Regions from separate parts of the Mus musculus genome. Here region 2 is linked to region 1. A link is a contact called in ENCODE Hi-C or POLR2A ChIA-PET data. All regions are on one chromosome and are shown on one strand. The core of a region is the stretch at or near the end of the contact, and the rest is flanking DNA. Distances in the headings are between cores, read along the strand shown. Region 1 overlaps Utrn (utrophin). Region 2 overlaps Utrn (utrophin).

What was found. A loop is a pair of places that touch in the nucleus more often than their neighbours do. ChIA-PET counts read pairs that join two places held with the same protein, here RNA polymerase II (POLR2A).
Region 2: POLR2A ChIA-PET joins it to region 1 with 15 read pairs in Patski. The contact joins two enhancer-like sites. A Hi-C loop is called at or near these places in 1 of 37 maps with a recorded cell type or tissue (heart). POLR2A ChIA-PET finds 5 or more read pairs at or near these places in 3 of 5 experiments (Patski and embryonic stem cell).

The regions. Positions count from the first base shown.
Region 1 is chr10:12,692,027-12,696,574 of GRCm38, reverse strand. It overlaps Utrn (utrophin), which reads left to right. Exons shown (of 74, transcript NM_011682.4): 25 at 3,041-3,211. Among named protein-coding and RNA genes, the nearest start is that of Utrn, 170 kb to the left of the region's middle. Within about 2 kb of position 1,719, at least 1 of the 3 ENCODE cell types and tissues checked has a DNase peak (open chromatin) inside an H3K27ac peak, as active enhancers do; it is heart, where a contact is called at or near this core.
Region 2 is chr10:12,734,843-12,739,307 of GRCm38, reverse strand. It overlaps Utrn (utrophin), which reads left to right. Exons shown (of 74, transcript NM_011682.4): 10 at 1,042-1,223; 11 at 2,206-2,356; 12 at 4,091-4,210. Among named protein-coding and RNA genes, the nearest start is that of Utrn, 120 kb to the left of the region's middle. Within about 2 kb of position 2,257, at least 2 of the 3 ENCODE cell types and tissues checked have a DNase peak (open chromatin) inside an H3K27ac peak, as active enhancers do; they include heart, where a contact is called at or near this core.

The DNA.
Region 1 (4,548 bases), core at 470-2,969:
CTAGAGGCATGAGTCAGGTTATCTGAGTTAAAAATCAAGCTTTAACTTTAACTCAGGAGCGACTTCGGATGACCCCAAGAAAAGTGCATCCCCTGGCGAGGTGGGGAAGGAAGTGACAATGGACAGTGGGGGAGGGAATGGGAAGGAACCCTATGGTGGCATGATTGAATGTTTTGTTCTTGTTTTAGCCCAACATCTTCATTTTGAACATATTTTATGAGGAGAAAAATCATACTAATCCTACAGAGAAACACCCATGGACCTATTCCAAGATTTATCAGTAGCTAGTTTTGTATTATATTTTCTATGTATCTCTGAAAATATGCTTCATACAGGAACTTGAAATTATTGTCATATATTATAATATAGGCATTTGTCAAGATGCCATGATCCAACTCAAGAAAATAATCTTTTTTTGTAATATCACTGAATACACTATCCAAGTTTGTATTTCTGTATCTGCTTTATAATCTGACAGTGTAAGCAGCTGGGGATTTTATCTAAGGAAATAAAGGACAAGCTTCCTAAGTGACATTGAGGAATAAGCAACCATGTAGCATCCATTCGTCTACTTATCCCCTGTCTCCTGTATCCATGCATTTATCCATCTGTCCTTCATCCTCCATCATCTTCATCCATCCATTGTCTACCATTACCATCTCCTATCTGTCACATCCATCCATCCATCCATCCATCCATCCATCCATCCATCCATCCATCTACTCAAGTTCATCTGTTCACCCACTTGCTCATAACAATATAAAATCTACGGTACAGAAAGTATTTAGATCAGTTCTAGACGGTTTATCTCACTCACTAGTAAAATTTAAAAAGTTGTATAGTGTGTGTGTATGTATACACACACACACACACACATATATATATACACACAAATGTACTTAGGAAACATAGGTCTATCTGGGGCTGGAGAGATGGGTTAGCAGTTTAGAGCCCTTCAGCTCTTGCTGAAGACCCAGGTTCCATTTCCAGCACCCACATTGGCAACATACAACAGTCTGGAACTCCATTTCCAGGTGACCTTGATTTGCCCGCTTCTGGCCTTTGTGGTTAGGTGAGGAGCTCTGAAAATATTCCCAGACTCCTCTGAAGTACTTCACAAAGTTACACAGTCTGTACACAGACTGTGTACAGGCAAAATATCCCTACACACAAAATAAAAATAAGTAAACACAGGCCATGTCAAACTAAAATGTACAGAAATGTGTCTCATGTATGCTACCATGACAGAATTTAACACTGTCCTAAAATACCAAGTCTATAGTTATGATCTTGTGGATTTTATTTTCAACTTTTCTATGGATCCACTAAAATGATAATATTTATTGTTGTTCAGGAAATGTAAACCAAGAGTCTACATTTATGTGACTACATTGCATTTTACCCCCCCCCACACACACACACACTATGCCATAGTTTTATCAAGAGCTGCTTAAAGTGTTGAGCAAGGGAGAGGAGCACTGTGTGCTATTGTGGCTTCTCCTAGAAGAGTCACACCCTAGCTTGCGGGGTGGGCATGGAAAGAAAAGTTCCTTGTCTATTTTTAGGCCTGTGCTCCTGTTTGGAGGGAGGGAACAGGAAAGCCACTAACCATTCCTTAACCCACATTCCTGTGAGCCCATCCTGTTCCTGGCCTGGCCTCCGGTTTCTGTCAGCTCTGGCCTCCACTCAGACATGTAATTTGAGCAGGCTACTGGACGTGTCAGGGGAAGGTTGGACGATTCCTGTGTGACACGATCATCTCTTTCAGCCGAAGTGCATTTGTGGTTAGGTGAGGAGCTCTGAAAATATTCCCAGACTCCTCTGAAGTACTTCATAAAGTTACTGAGCCAGATTCAGACAGATAGCTATTTTCAAATATATGTTCTACTTCCTCCTCCTCCTCCTCCTCCTCCTCCTCCTCCTCCTCCTTCTTCTTCTTCTCTCCTTCTCTCCTTCTCCTCCCCCTCCTTTTTCTTTTACAAAACACTTTACTTATGTGCCTTGGTGTTTTGTCTGTCTGTATGTCTGTGTATGTAGAGTGTTGGATTTTCTTGAACTTGAACTGGAGTTACAGTTACAGAGGAGTTGTGAGCCATCATGTGGGGACTGGGAATTGAACCTGCATCCTCGGGAAGAGCAGCAAGTGCTCTTAACCACTGAGCCATCTCTCCAACGTCTATCTTCTACTTTCTGTTTTTTTTTTTTTAAGATTTATGTATGTGAGTACACTGTAACTGTACAGATGGTTGTGAGCCACCATGTGGTTGTTGGGATTTGAACTCAGGTCCTTCGGAAGAGCAGTCAGTGCTCTTAACCACTGAGCCATCTCTCCAGTCCTACCTTCTACTTTCTAACCAACATTTTATAGGGTAATGCCTTGTGGACATCTTTTGTAATAGTTCTTTTCATCCTCAGTTTTTTCCCCTTATTTTTAAGAACATTTTTTTGAGAACAGGTCTTCTTCTGTAGAGCAGGCTAGCCCTGGATTTACAGAGACACACCTGCTTCTGCCTTCCAAGGGCTGATATTACAAGAATGTGTGACTGTGCCCAACTCCAGGCTCAGTTTAGAATGTGAGGCCACACCATGGGAATTCTGCTTCCTGTTTTATTTTTTATATAATAGACAGTGTTACAATTAAATTACTTGATGTTCATACCTTTATCGCTATAGGTGAAGCTCCTTAATGTGGAATTAAAAGGTCAGAAACCTAGTTAGTTTCTGCTGCTTACCTTTCACAGTGTTGGGAGTACAGTGCAGGCTGCCAGGGAGAAAAAACACCAGCTGTGAACCCTATTTTCAGAGTTATATTAGATATCTTCTAGTTAGGTTCATGTCTAAAATGTTGTATAGAAGTCATTATATTTTCATCCTTTCTTACATTACACAGCACCAGCACAGGATGCTTTAAAAGTTTTATTTAAATGTTAAAAAATAAGACTGGAAATCTATTGCAGTGCCTTTAAATATTAAAGGGTAGAACTTGGCATTTAACGTATTAAAATTTATTTATTGAGTGGAATTGGCGTTTCCTTCCTAGATTGCTATTCAAAAAAGCAGGCTGTCAGATAGTCAAGAAAAAGCCCTGAACTTGAAAAAGGATTTGGCTGAGATGCAGGAGTGGATGGCACAGGCTGAAGAGGACTACCTGGAGAGGGACTTCGAGTACAAATCTCCAGAAGAACTCGAGAGTGCGGTGGAGGAAATGAAGGTAAGGCCTTCCTCCCGACTGCCCTCTTCACACTAGTTAGTCTGTTGGTCTTTCACCTATCACACTGCACAGAACCCTATGGACAAGTCTGCTCTCAGTAGGAGTGAGTGATGAGCAGCTGTGGTAATCTTAGTTGGGAAAGAGGCTGATGCCAGTCCACTGGTTCAAGTCCACCCCAGAGTAGATCGATTCTGGGAAGTCCCTGTGGATAGTCATGGAGGTTTCTGTCTCGAAGAAGGGTTGTGAGGAGAAACTCATTTTTCTTTTATTATTGCAATAAACACATATAATATAAATTTTTTTTTTACCCTTTTAGCAGTTTCTTGGTGTATATTTTATGGTGTTAATTCTAGTCATGGTACCGTGTGACTTCTATCACTGTTTCCAGGAAGTGTAAGTTTTGGTAAGGAGCAAAGGAGACTTGGAGGTTATTCTAGTTCTAATGGGTTTCATTCTAGTCATTCGTGGGGGCCCAGGGAACCCCAGAATGTCTTTGGAGCAGGAGGCAAAGGCTACATTCAAGTCAGTATTGGGAGTACATGGGAACCCCAGAACATCCCAGGAGCAGGAGGTAGGAGATATAGAGTCAGTAATGAGGGCACATAGGAACCCCACAATGTCCTTGAGCAGAAATCTTGGCGTATACAGAGAAGATAAGGTGAAGATAAGTTGGAGTTACAAGCTGTGGTTCCAGAAACATCTATTCCTGTGTCAGTAGTTGTCCTTGTATAAGGAAAGAACTGGGCCTCAGACCCACATTTGCCTCCACTATCCTTCTAGCATGAGGGCGTGATTCTGTCTTTAAGAGTCATCCTTCTTGTCAGGTGGTGGTGGTGGTGGGGATACAGCTTTAACCCCAGTACTTCAGAGGCAGGGGCAGAGGGGCAGAGGGGCAGAGGGGCAGAGGGGCAGAGGGGCAGAGGGGCAGAGGGGCAGAGGGGCAGAGGTAGGTGGATCTCTGTGTTTGAGGCTAGTCAGTCTACAGAGCAAGTTTCAGAGCAGCCAGGGCTACACGGAGAAATCCTGTCCTTAAAAAAAAAATTAAAAAAAAAAAGTACACTTCTCTTTGTAAAAGATCAAGTAACATGGTATATTGTTAACTAGTAGTTATACTACCAATTAAGTTGGTTAACTCAACTAGTAGTATAACTAAGGCAAACTTTTCTGTGCAGGTAGTTTTTAAAAAGATTCTATGTGACATTCATGCATGCTATCTTGAGTCAGTAGATATGAAAAGAGACTTATTTAATCTGTGTCGGGGATCAATATATATATAATTTTCTTTTTTCTAAAATTTTTTTTATTAGGTATTTTCCTCATTTACATTTCCAATGCTA
Region 2 (4,465 bases), core at 1,008-3,507, 42 kb before region 1:
GTGGTAGGTGGAGTGACTTCACCATTGGCTTGGTATTTACCAAATGATGCTCTGTAAAAAGATCATGATGTAGTGCCTGCATTATTTACGTGGGCTTTGTTAGAAAACTGGAGTGATCGACAGTTCATGAGAATCAGATTTCAGGCAGTCTTGTGACATTTTGTGTATTTTTTTAGAACTGAGGATTAAATCAGTGTGAACATTGTTCCTTTTTGAAATATTGAGCTGTAGTTGCAAATCAACATAGCCAACTAGTATCCCAAATAATCAGGTTTCTCATGCTACCCTAAAAGCCAGTATTTTTATTTGTTGTCTGATTAAGCCAGTGTTATATCCAGTGTTCCTGCACGATTTTATGCAAGGGCAGCTACCTGCTATTTAGAGATAGAATCATGATTTTTCACTCTATGGGAAATTCTTTACGGTTAAGTGGGTTCTTGTGTGTGTGTGTGTGTGTAAGCAGCTCCTCTTCTCCTTCTTCTTCTTCTTCTTCTTCTTCTTCTTCTTCTTCTTCTTCTTCTTCTTCTTCTTCTTCTTCTTCTTCTTCTTCTTCTTCTCTATTTTTACATTAACAACATAATCATCATTTACTTAAGAGATAGCTTAGCTGTTAAAGGTGCTTGCTGCAAAACTGATGATCCAAGGTCGGTCCCTGCAACTCACTTGGTGGAATGACAGATCCACCTCTTATGAGCTGTCCTGTGATTCCCTATATGTGTGTTGAAATGCTGAACATGGTGTGTGTACATGGACACATTCACGGGTGAATGGGGATACACACCCATGAATAGTTGTAAAACTTTTAAAATCTACTATTATCATCCATAACATTGTTTTCTTTGATCTAGCTTTCTCTTGAGTTATGGTTAATACCAAATCTCTCATTTCAGAGCTTTCCACCTTTGGTGAAAGCCTCCTCCGTCTTTGCTTTGCACAGGTTCCTTTCTCTGGGGCGTTGCTGTTGGGCTTATGCACTACCAGTTTGTTGTTTCATGTCTTCGCAGCAAGTGACTCACTAACTACCACAATCTCCTTTGCTAGACTTTTATGATGGAGCTGACAGCACACCAGAGCAGCGTGGGGAGCGTCCTGCAGGCTGGCAACCAGCTGATGACACAAGGGACTCTGTCAGAGGAGGAGGAGTTTGAGATCCAGGAACAGATGACCTTGCTGAATGCAAGGTGGGAGGCGCTCCGGGTGGAGAGCATGGAGAGGCAGTCCCGGTGAGTGGAGCTCAAGGACCGAGAGCCTGACTCCCCAGACCACAGTGCACAGTGACACTCAAGTACAGGCCTGCGGGGCTGTGACTAAAATCAGTACAGGGCAAGCCTTCCACTGTCCTCACACCGCTCTGTGAGTCTCATCTCTGTCAAGATCATAGAGGACAGTTGGAATGCAGAGGGTAGTAAGAGGGGAAGTTATATTTTGCATGGGTGATATTGTAATTTTATATTTGTTACAGTGATAAAACACCCTGGCCAAAAAGGCAACTTAAGGGAGGAAAGGATTTATTTTAGCTAACAATTCCAGGTTTTGGTCTCATTTTGGGGACCCCCGAGGAGTGGGAGCTTGAATTCAGTAGTCATGTCACTGCACAGTGAGGAGCAGAGAAGAATGACTGTGCCCATGCTAGTGCCCAACTGGCTTTCTTTACTTTCATACAGTCCAGGGCCCCAACCAGGGAGTGGTGCTGCTCGGTTTCAGACTAGCCTTCCTATATCAATTAGGTTAATAATCAATGCAGCTCCCCACAGACAAGGCCTCAGGTTAACCTCATTTAGACAGCCCCCTCATTGAGGCTGTCACCACAGGACAGTGTGCCACGGGCCTACTTACTGTTCAGTGGTCTGTAACAGTTTAAAGAGCAGGCTTATACCATGGTCTGTTTCACTTTCCACGTTGTGATTCGCGTTCCGGTGCCGTTTCCACCAATTTAATACGCCAGGAATTCCTGAGTGTAGAAACAATGATTCTGTTTTGAATACAGGGAGCTGTTATTTATATTCCTGACTGCCCTTAATGAACTCCAGTTATGAATCAAATCAGAGCTTTCCCCCTTAGTTTCTATACTGATGGACTCTCTGCTACTTGGATGGTTAGGGTACACAAGGCTGTGTTTTCCTGCCCCCGCTTCCCTGGTGCTCAGAGTGGGTGCCCGTGCCAGGGGACAAGCCCGAGGGAATGACACTCTGTCCTCCTGGCCAGGCTGCACGACGCTCTGATGGAGCTGCAGAAGAAACAGCTGCAGCAGCTCTCAAGCTGGCTGGCCCTCACAGAAGAGCGCATTCAGAAGATGGAGAGCCTCCCGCTGGGTGATGACCTGCCCTCCCTGCAGAAGCTGCTTCAAGAACATAAAGTAAATTTGCTGCTTGTTCCTTTTCTACTTCCTTGTGTAGGAAGAGTGCTGAGCTGACCCGGGGCCTGATGGCTTCTCTCGGTGTGGAGTTGGGCTACTTCTTCCCTGTTGCTTTTTATTCAGAAGGTGTTCGTTGGGAGGTGACATTTTGGAAAGAGACAGCTTTGCACACATGTCCATGTCTTTCTTCTGAAAGTGTGTGACATTTGTCACATTTGGCAAGGGTGATTTGTTTGTTTTTTGTTTTTTTTTGTTTTGTTTTATTTTTTTTATAAATCTTTTTAATAAAGATTAATTTATTTATTATTATAAGTACACTGTAGCTGTCTTCAGATGCACCAGAAGAGAGCATCAGATCTCATTACGGATGGTTGTGAGCCACCATGTGGTTGCTGGGATTTGAACTCAGGACCTTCGGAAGAGTAGTTGGTTCTCTTAACCACTGAGCCATCTCTCCAGCCAGGCAAGGGTGGTTTTGGACTCACAAGTGCATGAGAACCTGAACATATGGGCAGGAATACACAGTGTGGGTGGAGAAAGAAACAGGGATATATACTTATACTTAATTAGGATTAGGATATATACCCAATCCTGTCAGGGAGACTGTTACCTCTTTTTTTTTTCTTTTTAAAAAAGATTTACTTTATTTATTATATGTAAGTACACTAGCTATCTTCAGACACCAGAAGACGGAATCAGATGGTTTTGAGCCACCATGTGGTTGCTGGGATTTGAATTCAGGACCTCCGGAAGAGCAGTCAGTGCTCTTAACCGCTGAGCCATCTCTCTAGCCCCCCGTTACCTCTTTTCAGAAGAGCATGAAGTGCTGAGTGAGGAACCAGCACATGGTGGACAGTGTGGTTTGGTTCTGAGATGAGTGGTTCGGTTTTTATAGCAGAAGAAAGGTAGAATTTTGTTGATCAGTGAAACATCTAGATAGCTGATACTAAGGCTTTAGGGTCACATGAAACACTACCCAAGAGGCATTTCACCATACTCTTGCTACTGTTTAAACCAATTACTCTCTACAGATGTCTAATGACTGTTCTCTTCCTGTGGAAGAGGGAAGTGAAGGTGTCCATATGCTTGTTCTTGGTTGCTCTCTTGGGGAGCTAATCAGAATAGCTTCTATGAGTCATACAGCCTTTTCCTCATTTTGCACATTATGGAACTACAGAAAATGACCTCTGATTCTATTTGCTTAAACTCTGGGTTTTTAGAGTAGTCAGGTCTACATTTTTGTCTTTTTTATTTTCCAGTGTCTCATTGTGTACCACTAGCTGACTTGGAACTTTCTATGTAGACCACGATGGCCTTGCACTCACTGCGATCCTCCTGTCCCTGCCTCTTTAGTGCTGGGATACCTGCATATGGATATATTTTTATTTTAATTCCTAGAATAGACACAGATTTTCTTCTTTTCCTCCTTTCCTTCTTCCTTCTCATCTTCTTCTACCTCGACTTGTTTTTTTGGGAAGAATTAGGACTGAAAATGGCACACATTGTCACACATTTACAATTGGTTTTGAAGTTGCACTCGCAGACTCTGGCTCCTAATGAAATGTAAGGGTGTGTTCAGGTTTCTTTCTTTAGTATGGTACTTAGGGTAATGGTTGGGAATGGCAATACCATGCCTCATTAGGTTCCTTAATTACTATCGTGAAGAAGCGGATTTTTAAATAGGTAAATGAGGAAGAGCAGATATCATAGTTTATCTTTTCTTTTTTCCTCTAGAGTTTGCAAAATGACCTTGAAGCTGAACAGGTGAAGGTAAATTCCTTAACTCACATGGTGGTGATTGTGGATGAAAACAGTGGGGAGAGTGCCACAGCTCTTCTGGAAGATCAGTTACAGGTAAGACCTTGAGAAGTAGGATGCCCTTCAGATCCACTCTCTGGTCAAGGTCCATGTATTGTTCCTCCTGGGCATCCTTGTTTGTACAGAAGGGTATAAAAAAGTAGACTCCTTTAATCATCTTTTCGTTACTGTAATGAAGGTCCTGAGGCAGGCTACTTGATAGAGAACAAAGTTTACTTAGCTCACAGTTTTGGAGGCTGGCAGTTCAGACAGCCTGACAAATGTTCTCCCTTGGCTATGTCTAATAGAACA